Linked DNA regions of Homo sapiens: region 2 is linked to region 1. A link is a loop called in an ENCODE intact Hi-C map of the cell type or tissue named here. Cell type or tissue: CD4-positive, alpha-beta T cell. All regions are shown on one strand. Links, peaks and the distances in the headings refer to the core of each region. The heading gives the core; the rest is flanking DNA. Region 1 has its middle 130 kb from the start of OSTF1. Region 2 overlaps LOC105376091 (a long non-coding RNA gene).

Region 1 (9,254 bases), core at 916-8,915:
TCTCTGTTTAGAGAGGGCTACCCTCTCCAACATGTGCTCAACTATAGTGTTCAGTCATAGGAAGCATTCATTAGTTATATAAACTCACAGCATGACCCACCAGAGGTATCCCTAGAATGCAGGGCCCTGGACAATGTTTTATTTTAAAATGCATTGCAAAATTCATGGGTCCATGCGAGTTACAATAATTACCAATCAAGAATAATGGGTAAAGAAAGGTATTTAGATTGACTTACTGTCCAATCAGTGCATGTGAAGGCTTTTCAGAGTGCCTAGGCACCAGGTCTTTCTGTTCAGGCCCATCAATGCCATATTTCTCACCATGAAAAAAATAGCCATATACGTTTTCTCAATGCCCTAGCTACTCAGAATCTCTTTGTATTGAAATAACATAGATGTGTTTGCCTTTGCAGTCCCCTAATGCCATTTATTTAGACCTGGTTATATCATTGCTCATGATGCATCATCATCCATCACACTGCCTATGAAGCTGGCTTCTAAAGGATTATCTTAAAGGTTGTTATTGCACTTCATTGGTGAAGGCCATAAATGTAAAATTTACCCACAGTTATAAAGAAAAATATGGACAAATATTTGTTTTCTAACCATGTTAAATTTATCCCTCAAAATTCAATAAAATAAACATAAAACAACACATCTTCCAACTATGTCTTCCCTCTAAATCACTGCATTCTTAGAATGTGAACTCTTCATGGTAAGTAACCACACACCTGCGTTCCACACATTGCCACCTATAACAAGGATAGTTCGGGGTCTGTGGGTGCTGTAAAAGGAGCAGTCCCATTCACAAAGGGAATGTTAATCCCTTGTCCAGGACAGCTTATGGCCAACCTCAGAGAGTACTATATCAATACTATATCAACACCTTGATTGGAGGCAAGAGAGGACATGGATCGGAAGGGCCCACTGGTGTCACAGAACAAAGGTCTCCAAAGTCCATGGAAGACATAAGCACATCACGCCTGGAAGACTAATTGGTGTGCAAACTGAAAGAGAGTGAAGTGACCATTCTGGGTGCTAATGGAGGGAGGTTCTGAGGGTAAATGACAACTCTCCCCGCCTTGACCCCTGCCACATCGTGCTGTAGACTAGAAGTGGCACCATGGTCAAGACACATGATTGAGGCAAGAGAAGACACACGAGCCCACACATATGGCTCAAGCCCAAGGTGAACCATCAAAGCCCAGACCTCAGAACTCAATCTGGGTCTGATGTGATGAAAGTTACCCAAGGTTAGTGTGTCAGCATTATTCTGGTGGTCTGATACCATGTGATCCCACAAAACATATTGCAGTGGAGCAAGCCTCCCTCTTGGAACCAGCCCAGCTACAGGACCCCAGGACAACCCGCAGGCACAGTTCTGGAAGTCACTGGGGCCATCTCTTTTTTTTTTTTTTTTTGGACATTGAGTCTCACTCTGTCACCCAGGCTGGACTGCAGTGCACTGGGGCCATCTCTTTTTTTTTTTTTTTTTTGGACATTGAGTCTCACTCTGTCACCCAGGCTGGACTGCAGTGATGCAATCTTGACTCACTGCAACCTCTGACTCCCAGGTTAAAGCAATTCTCCTACCTCAGCCTCCCAAGTAGAAGTGACTACAGGCATGCACCACCACGCTCGGCTGATTTTTTGTGTTTTTAGTAGAGACAGGGTTTCACCATGTTGGCCAGGCTGGTCTCGAACTCCTGACGTCAAATGATTCACCTACCTCGGGCTCCCAATGTGCTGGGATTACAGGTGCCCGGCACCCAAGAGGGCCTTAGAATTTTTGATGAAAGTACTCCAAAGCCTAGGGTTCAGGCACGGGTCCTGCTTGCCCAGGTCTAAGAAAGTACTATTGTTCACATTCTACTACATATCTCATTCATTTCACAATCTGTAGTTGAATACCCCTTATTTAAAAAAAAAATTAGGAAGATATAGTTCTGTTCTCAGTTTGGAACAATCTTGTTTTTTCTTTATAAGCTTGCTTTTCACTTAAGTTTACCTAGTGAGCCATGAGATAAATCAAGTACGGCTGAGTGTCTGACTAGAACTACTGATATAAATACTTGCCCAAAATTTGAAATAAGAAATTCTGTTTCTCAAAAAGTTAAACATAGAATTACTATACAACCCAGCAATTCCACTTATACATATATACCCAGAAGAATTGAAAAGAGCTACTCAAACAAGTGCATGTACAGGTATGTTTATAGTAGCATTATTCACAATAGCCAAAAGGTGGAAACAATCCATATATGTATCAATGGATGAATTGACAGACAAGTTATGGTATATACAGACAATGGAATATTATTCAACCATTAAAGGGAATAAGGTACTGATACAGGCTACAACATGAATGAACCTCAAAAACATCATGTAAGCAAAAGAAGCCAGACACAAAAGGACAAATATTGTATGATTCCATTTATATGAAACATCCAGAATAAGTAAATCTATAGAGGCAATGCAGCTTGATGGTTGCCACAGGCAGTGGGGAGGAAAAAATGAAAAGCAACTGCTTAATAGGTAGGAGTTTTCCTTTGGGGTGACGAAAATATTTTGGAACTAAGTAGAAGTGGTGATTGTACAACATTGTGAATGGATTAAATGCCAATGAATTGCTCACTTTAAATTAGTTAATTTTATGTTCGGTGGATTTCACTCCAATTTTTGTTTTATCTTGACCATTAAGATAGTTATTTTCAGGCCAGGTGTGCTGACTCATATCTGTAATCCCAACACTTTGAGAGGCCAAAGAGAGAGAATCTCTTGAGGCCAGGGGTTTGACACCAGCCTGGGCAACATGGTGAGACCCTGCCTCTACAAAAAATTTAAAAAATAGCCAGGACTGGTGGCACATACCTGTGGTCCCAGCTACTCAGGGGCCGAGTGGGAGGACAGATTGAGCCCAGTAGATCAAGGCTGCGGTTAGCCAAGATCACACCACTGTACTCCAGCCTGGGTAACAGAGCAAGACCCTGTCTCAAAAAAAATAAATAAATAAATAAATAAAGGTATTTCTTTTCAACTTAGTTGATAATAGGTTATACTCAAACACAAAATCAGACCAACTGTGATGATTTGTAGTGATGTTAATGATTATTATTTCTTACGGAACAAAATATCACTGAGAAAAGACCCCAGAATATATCCACTTGGCGATTGTTTTCAGAGAAAAGAAATAATGTTGAGGGGAAACGTTGCTGAAAAGAAAAAAAAAATCTATAGAAAAAAAGAACTGGAAAGAAAGAAATTATATTTGCTTCTTAAGAAAGTAATCTTTTTATCAAGAGTTATTTTCCATAAGATATTGGGGTACAGGTGGTATTTGGTTACACGAGGAAGTTCTTTAGTGGTGATTCGTGAAATTTTGGTGCACCCATTTTTATATGGGAAAAGAAATGTACATCAGCAGTTGACCTTGGAAACTATAAAACAATCAGAAATCCACTTAGTAACCAAAACCCTAAAAATATTACCTTAGCATGGTGGTCCTCCATAAAGATAGTTGCTATCTGTTCAACAAATATATTACCACCAAAGAGATAAAAGCAAGTACAACCTACAAATTTACAGTGTTTCTCTGTACGTTGTTCAAAAAATAGAATTCACTGGAAGGATGAAGCAGGCAATGTGATTAATTCATAGAAGAGTTCAATCTTATTACAGCCATTACCTTCTAAGTGAAGATATAGTGCAAACAATGCTGTATTTTTTAGACTGCTGTTATCAATTCCAGATATTAAAATAATTATTTTAAGCTGTTATAGCCTACAGGCAAAACAAAATAGCACAGGAACTATAAAGCTTTGTAAAACAAAACATATAAGTAGTCAAACTGGGCTTATCCCACCCCTGCCAGATAAAAAGGCTGATCATCAGTCAAGAAATAAGCACATTAATCCTGAAGGAAAAAAATTTGCATTTCTATAATGTGAAATTACTCCTGCACTGAAAGATCTTGTTGAAAAAACTTAATGTATTTCTCCCAAAAACAATTTTTTAAAAGGTACTTCCATGCTGGGATTTCTTTTGCACAAAAAAATGAAATAAAAATCATCTACTTTCATAGTATAATAAATTTTTAGGAGTAATTGTTCTTCAACAGAGATAGAAAGCTCCACTATTAATGTGCATGATTTTCTAGATATTATTAAAAGCAATGCAATTACAGTTATGGTAATTGATATGGTTCTTACATGATAATGATCACGGGTCAAGAGTTTAAAACATAAAGCAGAACATGCTTTGCACTTTTTAAAGTCAACTGAGCGATTGAAACTTGGCTTTGCTATGAAAGACAGTGGACTCTTTTTGCCCTAACTGCTTGAGGTAGAAGTGGGGGCAGAGTGTTGCTTAGAAATCCCATGTCCCTTCTTTCATTTACCCTCTTATCTCCTCCAAACCAGAACTGTTCTTTCCTTAGGAAAAGAAGGTAATTCTCAGTTATCTGGGCAAATGAGAGTCATGCATAACAAGGATAAATCAATTTCACAGTTAATCTCAAACCCCCATTTCAGCCCCGTTTTATTAGTGTCCTAGCCTTCCTTAATAAACTGACTAAACAGAATCCGTAGGTTAAGAGTGACAGCATCTTGTAAAATTGTGGAGACCTCTCAAGGTCCTATAGTGCCATTTTTTTTCCAGCTGCTACTGCGCTCGCAGACTTGAAGCCTGGTTCTGACCTTTATGACAGGGGAAGCGGAATGCAGCGCAGTTTAATTAGACCATTTTGACTGTTCATTTGCTTGGGTATTTATGAACCAAATCCAATGGATCCAGAAAATTTACTCAGGTGTAAGAAATGGGGAGAAAGATCATTACCTTTGATGCGGCAGATAACAGCAAACTCTAAGAAAAAAATCTCAAAGGAAAGTCAATTTTTAAATAACCTGGAGACCACAGTTTAATGTGTTTTTGACAGCATGTAAGATCATTTTTGAGCCTTTAATGACGTTATATGATTCTTTCTATGAACCAGAAACAAAAAAACCATGGCATCATCATATTAAAACACTGATATATTGAAACACTGATACAGATTTAAAAATCGGTGACTGGACAGGAAAATATTAACAGTATTGTTAATAAAGTTTATCTTGGGGTGCTGAAATTATGAGATATGCAGTAGTTATTTATATTTTTAATTTCCTCTAAATAAACATGTTGCCTTTATAATAAGAAAAAATCAATGATGATTTGTTTCTTAATTTTAAAAATTAATAGCATATACTTTTATTGAGCTGGAATTTCTAACTATTTTTCAAACTGTCTTCTCCAGGAGGAGAAGCAGATTACACAGATATTCAGGCTCTTTGTCCAAACCTCAGTTTTATTTTGTTTATTAAAGTTCTACTTAATATTTCTTTTTTAAAAAACATGGTTCCACTGCTTTTTAAAAAAAAAAAAACAGTTGGAAGTCATTAATGTGTTTCAAATAGTTCCTAAGAATTTACTGTATGCAAAATTCTGTGTTAAGTAAACTGAATTACATAGAAGTTGTGATTTTCTATTGTGTACACACACACACACACTCATTTCCCTTTAATCACTACTCTTTTTTTCTTCCATGAGTAAACCTCAGTCCTATTTTGTTTTTTTCATTTCCTACTCACCTTAATTCTACATTTCAAAAGCCTAGAAACTAAGTGAGCAAGGAAAGAAATGTCTTCAGAGGATGAGAGAGGGCAAACACTACTATTCTACATGGTGTCATTCAGTATGTAGAAGTGGAGGGAGAAAACAGTCAACTGAAAAGTTTTGGGGTGATTAAGAGATGGATGGGGAAAAAAAGAATAGGTTTTAAGAAGCTTCTTGTTGTCCTTTGAGAACTTCCATTTACAATTTGCTTGCAATCAATTACACTTTGTCAGATTACTGCTTCTTTGAATTTGCACTTGCTAGAGATTTGGCCTCGTGGTGCTCTGGTTATATACAGGTTCTAACTATAACAGGTGAAGGGAGCAACACAAAAAACAGATTTATTACATACAGCTTCCTAGAATGAAAGAAAATCTAAATGAACCTGGACAAAAAACTATCCTGGTCCTCAGCATGAATCTTAAATGGCAATAGTCACTGGTGAGATTTCTCTAAGCAGCATTTGTCATGCTTCTGAATCTATGATGGTAGCACCAATATACACTGAGCATGGGAGTTTTCTATTATAAAATTTTGAAGTTTGCTACTCATATTCAATGTAAGTTCCAATGTTTCTTTTAGGATATTGATGTATACACTTTCTTTTAGGATACTGACATACACACATGAGTGTTCATGTATGTACAAATGCACAGACACACTTGGGCCAGGAGAGATGGAATTCATCTATGAGACCTGAGATGGCTCATTAAAGACAAGAACCGAACAAGCACAGAAATTGAGTTTATTCTGGCTATAGCAATGGGGAGCACCCCAGATCTGAGGATCAGAGTGTCCCAGCAGGGTGGCTTTGTCTTATACCTTTATAGGTAGGTGTAGACAGTTATAAATGGGGTGGTTTACAGTCAAGATTGATTTTGCAATCAGGAGAAGTCTCGGTCAATCAGCTTAAAAGAAAATGTTTATCTCTGTGTCTAGCTAGTTACAGGAGGACAAAAAATTCATCTAATTATTCATAAGAAAAAGCATGTGAAATTGGAGGGTGTGTATCTGGCCTTGTCACAGGTAAACAAGAGAGTCATCTGTGCATCTTATTTGTCATGAGAAAGAGTCAAGAGTGGACAAGAAGTCTTATCTAAGTCACATGGGAAGGTTGGTTGGTGACAAGCTGTTAACCAGAACAGAAAACTGTTACCGTTTTCAGAGCTCCGGTGAAATTCAACACTGTCTGCCACAGTGAACTATTGAGGGAAAGAATTGGGCACCTGAGACTCTCACATTAAAAGCACAACTTCATGATATCACTAGTTTCTGAGGCTAGGTTGACTAATCATTTTAAGTAACACTCATCCGAGCTTAACACTTGTGCATTTTACCACTTGCAGAAGTTGGAAAAAAAATTATCTAAAACTGTTTTCCCACTGCTTTGGATTAGAATAAATGTGATGAAAGCTGAGGGTATCTAACAGGCAAAAGGGCATATTACTGATGAAACTGTGTTATGAATGTCATGTTGTCACACAACAAAACAAAACAAACGTTTTAGTGAAGCAGCATGGTACAGAGGAAGAAACACAGATGAAGTTGAAGTTGAAACTCCAGAACAGAGACCTCAGAAATAACACCACATATCTACAACCATCTGATCTTTGGCAAACCTGACAAAACCAAGCAATGGGGAAAGGATTCCCTGTTTAATAAATGCTGCTGGGAAACCTGGCTACACATATGCAGAAAACAGAAACTGGACCCCTTCCTTACACCTTATACAAAAATTAACTCAAGATGGATCAAAGGCTTACATGTAAAACCCAAACCATAAAAACCCTAGAAGAAACCTATGCAATACCATTCAGGACATAGGCATGGGCAAAGACTTCATGACTAAAACACCAAAAGCAATGGCAACAAAAGCCAAAATTGACAAATGGGATCTAATTAGACTAAAAAGCTTCTGCACAGCAAAAGAAACTATCATCAGAGTGAACAGGCAACCTACAGAATGGGAGAAAATTTTTGCAATCTACCCATCTGACAAAGGGCTAACATCCAGAATCTACAAGGAATTTAAATTTATAGGAAAAAAACAACCTCATCAAAAAGTGGGCAAAGGATATGAACAAACACTTCTCAAAAGAAGACATTTATGTGGCCAGGAAACATATGAAAAAAAAGCTCATCATCACTGGTCATTAGAGAAATGCAAATCAAAACAACAAGATACCATCTCACACCAGTTAGAATGACGATCATTAAAAGGTCAGGAAACAACAGATGCTGGAAAGGATGTGGAAAAATAGGAACACTTTTACCCTGTTGGTGGGAGTGTAAATTAGTTTAACCATTGTGGAAGAAAGTGTGGCAATTCCTCAAGGATCTAGAACCAGAAATACCATTTGACCCAGCAATCCCATTACTGGGTATATACCCAAAGGATTATAAATCATTCTACTATAAAGACGCATGCACACATATGTTTATTGTAGCACTATTTACAATAGCAAAGACTTGGAACTAACCCAAGTGCCCATCAACGATAGACTGGATACAGAAAATGTGACACATATATACCATGGAATACTATGCAGCCATAAAAAAAGAATGAGTTAATGTCCTTTGCAGGGACATGGATGAAGCTGGAAACCATCATTCTTAGCAAACTAACACAAGAACAGAAAACCAAACACCACATGTTCTCATTCATAAGTGGGAGTTGAACAATGAGAACACATGGACACAGGGAGGGGAACATCACACACTGGGGCCTGTCAGGAGGTAGGGGGCAAGGGAAGGGAGAGCATTAGGACAAATACCTAATGCATGTGGGGCTTAAAATCTAGATAACAGTTTGATAGGTGCAGCAAACCACCATGGCACATGTATACCTATGTAACAAACCTGCACATTCTGCACATGTATCCTAGAACTTAAAGTAAAATTTTTTTTAAAAAGTTGAAATCCAAGGTCCGTCATTTATTAGCAGTGTGACTTTGGTGATTTAACCTCTTTATGCTTAATCTGGAAAAGAGTGAGGCTTACTTGGAAAGAATTCCATGATTAGAGATCATGTATGGAAAGCCCTAGGTAAAGTCTACCTGGAATGTGGCAGGTACTCAGTGATGGAGCCCCACTTCCTTGCCAGAGCTGAGTTTTCCCACATTAAATTGGGGAGAGGTGTGTGTTTCATAAGTACATGAGTCTATGTATATTAAGTCAAACTTTCTCCAGTGAGTATAATTAAAGATGTAAAATTTGGGAACTATCGCTGGTCATCTTCTGCCATTTGGAGAAAGCCAGTCTGGTCTGGGTATCACGAAGATACTCAGAGGAAAGTCAAAGAAGCATGAATCTGATACCCAGACTAAGAATCTTGAAAGTGTTCAAGTACCTGGTTCTACTTATCCCTCTCTCCAGCTTCGCTTGGCTATGCTGAAGGCTGAGTTTCTGCCACTTACATCCCACAATATATTAATACAGGCAGCAATTTTTTTATTCTATTAATAGGCAAAATGCCATGAGTAAGACAGGGACAGTTGAAAATAAACATTCTCTTCCCAATATCATCTCCAAATTAATAACTTATTCACTAATTCTCTGTTTTAGATTGTCTAACAGAAATCTAAGAATATTAAATACAGACAATA
Region 2 (9,254 bases), core at 581-8,580, 650 kb before region 1:
GAGGTACAGATGAGTAGACCTGCTATTACTTTGTGACTCAATTCATTTTGGAAATTCTGTCTGGGAATCAGAGTGGCTGACTGTAATTAGGCGTCAGAAGTGATGCTACATGGCCCCCCTTAGGACAGCTAACTGAATAGAGCAATTTCAACCAATGAGCATATAGGCATTTAACATGCTTTAGAGATTAGGAGCTTCATAGGGTTCTTCTCATTGCCTGGAATATACTTCAACCTCCACATCATCATTTGGTGATGAATCTTCAAAATTCAGCTCAGGGTATCTGCTCTGGCAAAAGGTGTTTCCCAAAGCATATGCCACCCTTGCCCACAACAGTCACAAACTGCACTGTAGCCAACTCTATGCTTTTCCTTCCTGCCTCTTTCATCTACCTACCTACCTACCTACCTACCTACACACACACATACTGAACTTAAAACTCTCGAAAACAAATACCATGTCTAATTCTATTTTCTATCCTAAGCAGCAAACATGAGTTGGGTACCTAATATCTGCTTATTGAATGAAAAATACTGTAGTCTACCATTTCTGGTATGGAGTGATAGTTCATATCATTTCAATGCCAGGAAATATGCTCATCGATTAGTAATATTGACAGAGATTAAAATGCATGTGTCTTCTGAAGTACTTATGAATGGAATGATATACCCAGGGTTTGCCTCAATATATTCCAGCTTCTTTGGGGGGATAGTGACAGAAATTATAGGTACTGATGAAAAAAATTGGCCACATATTGATAATTGGTGAAGTTAGGTTATGAACAAGGAGGAGATAAATGTACTATTCTCTCTAAATTGTGGTATATTTGAGAACTTTCATAATACAAAGTAAATACACATACACAATCACAAAATGGAAAATAAAAACACACAACCAAAGAACATTGACTTTATAATGTTAGCATCTTAGAAAAGGGTGGACATTGGTGGATTTTTATAGCACAACTGTTATGTTTAGGGGCATACGATTTGAACCAGGCTTCATGTATAGTTTGTTCTGCTATGAAAGTCTAACTACTACTGTACTTCAGCCAAAACTGGTGGGATTACAAGAGCTAGATGGATAAAAGTCTCCTTTATACAAGGATCCAAAGGCAGACATTTAACCAAAAATAAAAAGAAAGAGAAACAAACTATGGGCTTCAGAAAGAAAAAGAAACAAACTATAAGCTTCAAACGTTTAAAATCTGGCCAATAAAACTCATCTGCAAAGTCCTGGGAGATGGCAGCATGACTGAGGTGGTAGCGTATATGTTTATGTTGGCTGTTTCATTCCCCTACACACCTTAGACATCTCTAATTAATCCCTTTGGAGCAGTGGTGGCTGGAATTCATAGCTCACGGTCTTGTCCCATGCCAGCCAAATGTAATCCTGAGACACTGCACCCACATGTTAAGGGACATTATTGCCCTTCAGATTTAAGAATAACTGCTTGATTAGGCCTAGAGTGCTCAACCCTGGCTAACCATTAACATCAATTCAATCAGAAAGTAGGAACTGGGTATAGACGTTTTAAGAGTTGCCCCAAATGATTCTGCTTTTGTAGACAAATACCCTAAAAGCTGTAAGACAGCAATCTCAACCACAGAAAGATGTCATGAGTATTGAGAAATGAGAAGAGGACATTTTGCAACGAGATGCTGTGGTGTGCTGGCCAGATACTCCCCCTTCACCCTTTCAGGACCAAGGCACTCATTCTTTGAGCTTCTGTAGGCTTTTTTTTCACACCTGAATCCCTTCTGAGAATTGCCTCAACCCAAGGAAGCTGCCTCACTCAAGGTTGCATGCCTCCTCCTGCAGTGGTCCACATCCAACAACCATACAAGTAAAAATGCCCAGCCTCCTTGCCTCAATTTGGGACACTTTTTTTTTTTTTTTTGAGATGTAATTTTGCTCTTGTCCCCCAGGCTGGAGTGCAGTGATGTGATCTCAACTCCCTGCAACCTCTGCCTCCCAGGTTCAAGCGATTCTCCTGCCTCAGCCTCCTGAGCAGCTGGGATTACAGGCATGTGCCGCCACACCCGGTTAATTTTGTATTTTTTTTTTTTTTTTTTTTTTAGTAAAGACAAGGTTTCACCATGTTGGCCAAGCTGGTCTCGAACTCCTGACCTCAGGTGATCTGCCCAACTTGGCCTCCCAAAGTGCTGGGATTACAGATGTGAGCCACCATGCCTGGCCTATGCAATTTGGGACACATCTCACGGGCCATCCCTGCTTCAGAGCTCCCCATGGGTTCAGCTAATTTTCTTCTGCAACTGTATCACAGGTCAACTTTTTCTCTGCCCAGTCCTCTGGAAGGGCCTCTGCTTCTCATTCTTTCCCAATTTGCTTACCAAGCATGTTTCTCCATAGCATTTCCCAGTAAACCAGCTGCCTAGAAATCTCCTCTCAGAGGCTACTTCCCAGGAAATCTAACCTAAGATAATCACAAGGGCTTTCCTGGGATCCTGCTTAGCTTTAGTGCTTATCCACCTGCATTTCTCAAGTGGGAATAAGAAACCCCAGTATTTGTTTTGCTAAAATTGATTATTTACACCATCAACTCAGAACTACATTAGAGCTGCTTTTCCAATAGAGCTGCGTTTCCAAAAATCTCATCATTTTTACTAATCATAAAAGATGGAAAACTTGAGGCTATCACCCATAATTAATTAGTGCATCAAAAACATTAAGTATGAGAAACATTTATCTACATTTTCCAAATCAGTAAAAATAATTGTAAAAAATTATGACTGTTCTTTCTCTCAGATGTCTCCAGAATCATTTAGTGATATCTGGGTCTTCTTTGGGCTGTTCAACTTCCTCTTCCTCTAATGGGTATCCCTCAAGGGTCTCTGATGTTGCCTTGTTCTTTTCCTAAATTGGCTCATTTCCTGGATTTTCTTTGCCTCCTGGTCAATACAGGCAAGATGGCAGCTTTTACTGGAAGGCTTGTTGGGAGTAGATCTTTTGGTTCATAGAAACCTAAAGAGTTATCCACGGGAGACAGTTGTGTCTGAGTGTGTCTCATGTCAATAGACTTTGATGTTATTCAAGCAGAAACTTCTGACTTGTGGGTTAGAGGTTGTATGTTAGACTTAGAGATCAGGTGCACAGGCAGGGTGAGGGGTATATTTGGGAATCCAAGAATTAGTGTCTTTCTCCCTACTCTGTAGTGACTAAAATCTACATGGAGCAGAGCACAGTTTACTTGGCTGGGTTGTTGGTGGCTCTCTTTACCAGTTTATGAAATCTAAGTTTGTCATTTTTGCTTTGATGAATGACTATCAATTTGTACCCAGTCATGAAACAAACAGAACTGTGACTTGTGCTTTACAATTTGGGTAGGCAACTTACTTTGCTGTAGACCTTTGCTAGTCAATTTGTGATTTGTGAATCAATAGCATTGACCTGAGGCCGGGCGCAGTGGCTCATGCCTGTAATCCCAGCACTTTGGGAAGCCGAGGTGGGTGGATCACGAGGTAAAGAGATGGAGACCATCCTGGCCAACACGGTGAAACTCCGTCTTTACTGAAAATACAAAAATTAGCTGGGCGTGTTGGCGCGTGCCTGTAGTCTCAGCTACTTGGGAGGCTGAGGCAGGAGAATCGCTTGAACCTGGGATACAGAGGTTGCAGTGAGCCAAGATCACACCACTACTCTCCAGCCTAGGTGGCAGAGCGAGACTCTGTCTCAAACAAAAAACGAAAAACAAAAAAACCCAGCATTGACCTGAGAGCTTATGAGAAGTGCACAATTTTGGCTCCTGGCTCTAACCCATGGCTACTAAATCAGAATGTGCTACTAAACAAGATTATTTCATACTTCTAGGAGGGTCCCAAGTGATATTGATGCTACTGATCCACAGAACACATTTCAGGAAGTAAGGCTGCAGATAGTTTTATCGTATTTCCAGTAGTTGCAATGGTTACCCTTATAGGAAGCTGGGTTGTGGCTGTGTCCGCCTGTATCTCCCAGTGCTGTGTTTAAAGCCCTACTCATTGTCACAACAAGCCAAGTGAGCGAGAATTAGACAGAAAGCAGTACCCAAGGATGATAGATGGTGGCTGTTCCCAGAGAAATGAAGAGAGTCCTTGTTGTATGGGTAGAACTGCTCTCCGATGTGGGGATGCAGCTTAGAGCCCAGCTCTGGGAAATGGCTAATTATCTCGTTGAGAAAGCCCACCAAGAAGCAGCTTTCACATGGAGGAAAATGTTGCCTGGACAGAGAATGGCCTCTCCACCGGCTCTGTTCAGAGGAAGCAGAAAGGAGAGACTTTGACTGGAAATCACACCAGTAAGGGCATTTCTTAAACTTTTGAAAATATAAGGGAAAAGCCCTTCCCTGGGAAATTGGAGACTTGGATACTGGGTCTGTCTCAATCACCAACAAGATATAAACACCAATACATTACCTATACTCTGGGTTTCACTTATTTCATCTGTAAAATGAGGGTTTCTAAGAATTTACCCAGCTCTTTAGCACCTAAGAACTCAAAAGCCCTAGAATTGGCTGCAAAATCTGCTCTTGCCACAAGAGGGAGTCATTTTTCTGAGATAATAGAAATTCTATGCATAGTCTTAATGAAAAGATTTAGGCAAACATTAGCATTTGAGCACCCAGAACTAAATGGCCTTTCATAAATAATTTTAAAAGATTAAAAGGCTTATTAACTTTTTTCACTTACATTAAATTGTGACTAATTCTTTGCTTGAACAAGCAAAAAAAAAAAAAGACGATTGAGAAAGATCAATAGAGCAAACGAAAACATTGATTATCTACAAATATAACAAAGAAGGTCTTGACTTTCCTCCAAAGATTCCTAGGAATTCAAGCCTGTTCAGTGTTTCTCTTATTTTTTTGCACATTGTCAAATCCTGGGGGTTTCCTGACCCTTTGGTAGAGAGTTTTGTGTCTAAGAATTAACATTAGACTCAAGGTGTGTCTAACTGACAACAAATGATTCTGGAAGAGAATAAACTGGTACATAAGGAAATGGGAGGCACTGTTTGTAGGATTCCAAACATCTGTATGAGAAGTGAAACATTCCATCCAGAGTCAACATGTTGCCTCTACAAAAGATGTTTTTCAGATACTGTACCTTCATGTTAGGTGTCATGTGAGCTCAGCACTGAGCTAAGGAGCTGTGATCGCTTCATTTGTCCCAGATCACCCAGACCCCCTTACTGTAACTGATCTCACCATGGTTCTTTCTTCTTTCCTCTATCTTTCCATGTTGTGAAAGGGAGTTTTCCAGGCTGAGGGTGGTTGGCCTGTCTGCCGCAGGTAGAGTAAAGAAAATGGGATGTGAACTATGAGTGAAGGCTGGGAGAAGAGGAAGCACTGGTTGACTTTTGGTGGGCAACCTGAAAGAGAGCTGTGAATGACATCTCTCCTCCCTGCTCCTAACTAGAGAGTGTGTCTCAGAGAACTGTGCCATTTAAGAGCCGGAAGGCACTCTCAAAGCCACCTGGTTCAATATTTCCCAAAGAGGAGCATTTTCTGTTCATACAATAGGATATTATTTTAGCTTATGCATAGACATAGAAGCAACATTGACTCACAGAGGGAGAATCTAATCCCTCCTAATGGCCTCAAGGAATATGCCTTCTTCTTATCCTGTGATGTTTCTAAAACCCCTCTATCGGTTACCAATTTCTCATTTTTGACAAAAAAAAAAAGGTTTTACCATAAAAAAATCAGAGCAGTCACCAGGCAACACTATCTAGCTAGAATATAATAGTATTGCTTGATTTGTTGCATTGATTTTTATGACTATGTGCTATTTATAACAATGATATTGGTTTCTCTATCCATAATGCCATCACATTTGCTTTTTAAGTAAAAAAGTGAATTGACTTAAAGAAAAATGTTAGGTAAGTAATAGTACAAGCGGTACACAGATAAGTCAGAAAATGTGCAGATGGTACCAGCAGGTAGAGTTATTGACAATAAGCCCATAGCTCTGTCTTCTGACTTGATAACTTTTCACACATGTTGTGTATCTGGTTCTATAGTGGGATTGACCACTAATGAGTTACTTTAATCAGGCTGACACAGAAAAACAAATGCGCTCTAATCTCCTTTCAACTGGTCAAGTTTTAACTTTATTAGGTATATTAAATAACTCATATTGCTCCTTTGGGACACACAGAAAAAGGGGGAAAATTCCTTTTGTGCCAAACAGTACAGTTCTATGTTAAATCCCATTGCAGCCCACAGGCAAAATCCCATAGCTGCCAATGCCATATCAAAGAAGGTTCTCTATTTCCCTATCCCTGTAGCTCAGAGTTAATAACACTTGGTTTACCTAATTACAACAAATTTTTTCCAATAATAATCCTTACAACTAGTGCTTTCTCTGGCCCTGGGCCAGTCACTCAATAAAGCAAAGACCTAACTGTTATTTCCTTTAGGCAGGAAATCCTTTTTCTGTAACCTCAGACATTTCTTATAACTTTATTTGTATGTTTATCATCAATCAGTACAATCAGACTCCTTGAATTATGTGAGCTCCATGAAGGCAGGGGTCTCATCTGTTTCGTTGACTGCTGTGTTTTCAATGCTTGGAACAGTGCCTGCTCTTCGATAAACGTTTGTTGATTAACGGACAGATTAATTAACTGCACTGGTGGGAACAAGTCTTGATTTGGGGGAATTGCTTGTTTATGTAAAGCCAACTGGAACAGCTGTTCTGTGTAGGTGCACATCACAGAGGCAGCTTTCATCTTAAAGAGGAAGATAAAGAACACACCAGTGATGGAAGTTATGCTCAGCTTGGGAAATCACAGATTTTAAAAAGTGCCAGAGGTTATCTGTTTTTATTGAACATTGGAACCTTCCCAGCTGGTAAAATGCCTAATAATTGTTCAAGGTCATCAGGAAAGTAGATCGTTTGGCGACTCATTGTCGCCAACAGGTAAGTTTTCTTCTTGGGAAATAACACAGGGTTTTCAAAGTCTCCTGAGGTTATTATGATTTTTGGTTTTAAATAAACATTCAGTTGGTTTGATGTGCACTTTGGATTTCATGTTTCTAACAGAAATAGTTCACGTTAGTTCAGTGAAAAATATAAAATCAACAGGAAAATTCAGGATTTTGGACAGAATTGTTGGTTTAGAAGAGATTGGTTCCTTGAGTCTTGCCTGTAGCCACAACACTTCATTTTCTTAACATATTTCCTAGGTGGAAAGCACTGGGAATACAATGTGTAACCCCTACCCTCCAGGAGTATTATCACAGCCTAAGGGGAAGACAAACAGGTGAGCGGGTAACTACAATTCACGGTAACTACAATTCATGGTAACTACAATTCATGTGTGTCATAGGTCCTATCAGGGAAGAAAGTGAATGTTGCTAGTGGAGCATGCAGGAGGGGCAGTAACCCAGTCTTTCTGTGTATGGTGGGGGTAAGAGCGCCAGGAAGAGCTTCTGAGAAGAGGTTACTAATCTAAAGTTAGTAAGTACTTGTAGGACATGGCCAGGTAAAGATTAAATGTTCTACCAAGAAAGAAGAAGATGCAGCCGGGCGCGGTGGCTCACGCCTGTAATCCCAGCACTTTGGGAGGCCGAGGCAGGCAGATCACGAGGTGAGGAGATCGAGACCATCTTGGCTAACACGGTGAAACCCCGTCTCTACTAAAAATACAAAAAAATTAGCCAGGTGTGGTGGCGGGCACCTGTAGTCCCAGCTACTCGGGAGGCTGAGGCAGGAGAATGGCGTGAACCCGGGAGGCGGAGCTTGCAGTGAGCCGAGATTGCGCCACTGCACTCCAGCCTGGGCAACAGAGCAAGACTCCGTCAAAAAAAAAAAAAAAAAAAAAGAGAGAAAGAAGATGCTTCCCTTATAAGGTCTTATTTTTCATACTTAAGGATAACTTCTAATTTGCTATGCATTCTGTTTCTCTCAATAGTCTTGATGTATCATTACAAAAGAAGGAGAAGGTGGTGATGAACTTCTGCCCATAACCATGTAAGAATGTCATCTGACCTGCTGCTTCAAGGCTAAGAGAGTGATAGTGCCTGTGCCTTCTCTGTTATTCCAATGAAACCATCTGCTCTCTTGGTTCCCAGGCCTTGCCACTGGCTTCCCTGTTCTCCTGCTTGCAGACAGCATATCACAGGACTTCTCAGATTCCATAATCTGTGAACCAATGTCCATAATAAATCCTCTTTCAGGTATACCTCTTAGTGTATGTCCTGTTGGTTCTGTTTCTCTGAAGAACCCTTACTAATACACTGCCTTTCTAGACATATCTGCTGTCCCTTCTTTCTCTCCCTAACCTCTACTTACCCACAGTACATACACACTCTTTAATCCATCCAAGTTGATTTAATTTCATTCTCTGAATGGATCCTGCTATTTTACATTGCTGAAACTTAGCACATGCCGCTCCTCTGCCTCAAATATTCTGTGATCCTTGTGGGGGCGGGGGTAAAGATTACTTAGCCTTACAATTTCAGTGAGGCTTGTCTTTGAGGAGTCTTCCTGCACAAAGAATCTGATAGAAATGCCTCTCCTCTGGTCTTTAGTAGTAGCGTGTTTCTGTGTCCTAGGACTTATTGCACTCTTGGTCTGTTTCCCTCACTAGGTTTGAGTTCCTTGGGGAATGAGCCACGTTTTAATTCACCTGAGGCAGGCCCTAGTGAATTAGCAATGCACTATAGTTGTGTAAATGTCATCATGGAGGTAAGGTGAGGGAAGAGTATATGTGAAGCCTTTGTACTATTTTTTTTAATTTCTTGTAAGTCTCAAACAACTTCAAATGGAAAATATTTTTAAAATGAATTTTGTCATGGGTTAAAACCCTGTATCAAATATATAAATCTAGGGGAAACAACAATTCCATGTAGCATTTCATTTTCTGTAATTTAAAAAAATTAAAATCAGATGTCATATTTCCTCCCAAAGGAGAATGGATAGGGACTTCCAAAAGTCTCTTAGCAAAACTTAGAATGCATTTTGGTCATTGTCACTCAACCTTCCCCTTCACCTGCCAGACAGAGACTTCTGTAAATTTCTTATCCAAAGACAGCCTATGATTAAAAAAAAAAAAAAAAAAGGGCTTCTCTCTCTTGTCATCTGACAACAAGAACCAGGTTCTAAAAACATGTGCACTCTCAAAACTGAACATTGCTGTGTACTGTGGAAGCCCTTGGCAGCATTAGCTTTGATGGTGTCTAGAGGGGTGAAGCATTTGCAAGTTTTCCATTTATCACCCAGACATCCAGCCCCAGGGCTACCTCAGGGTCC

The links. Peaks named below come from ENCODE experiments on the same cell type or tissue, not always from the same donor. Only the 100,000 strongest peaks of a DNase experiment are listed, where the experiment ranks them.
Region 2: it touches region 1 in a loop (2.4-fold over the local background); 20 of 110 quality-filtered maps call a loop at or near these places.

The regions. Positions count from the first base shown.
Region 1 is chr9:75,211,527-75,220,780 of GRCh38, reverse strand. No RefSeq gene overlaps it. Among named protein-coding and RNA genes, the nearest start is that of OSTF1, 130 kb to the right of the region's middle. In CD4-positive, alpha-beta T cell, for the core only: no CTCF peak of the experiment used is centred there; no DNase peak of the experiment used is centred there.
Region 2 is chr9:75,861,741-75,870,994 of GRCh38, reverse strand. The region is part of intron 2 of LOC105376091 (a long non-coding RNA gene); the gene reads right to left. Among named protein-coding and RNA genes, the nearest start is that of PCSK5, 24 kb to the left of the region's middle. In CD4-positive, alpha-beta T cell, for the core only: CTCF peaks have their summits at 4,321 and 4,527 (motif pointing right); a DNase peak (open chromatin) is centred at 4,524.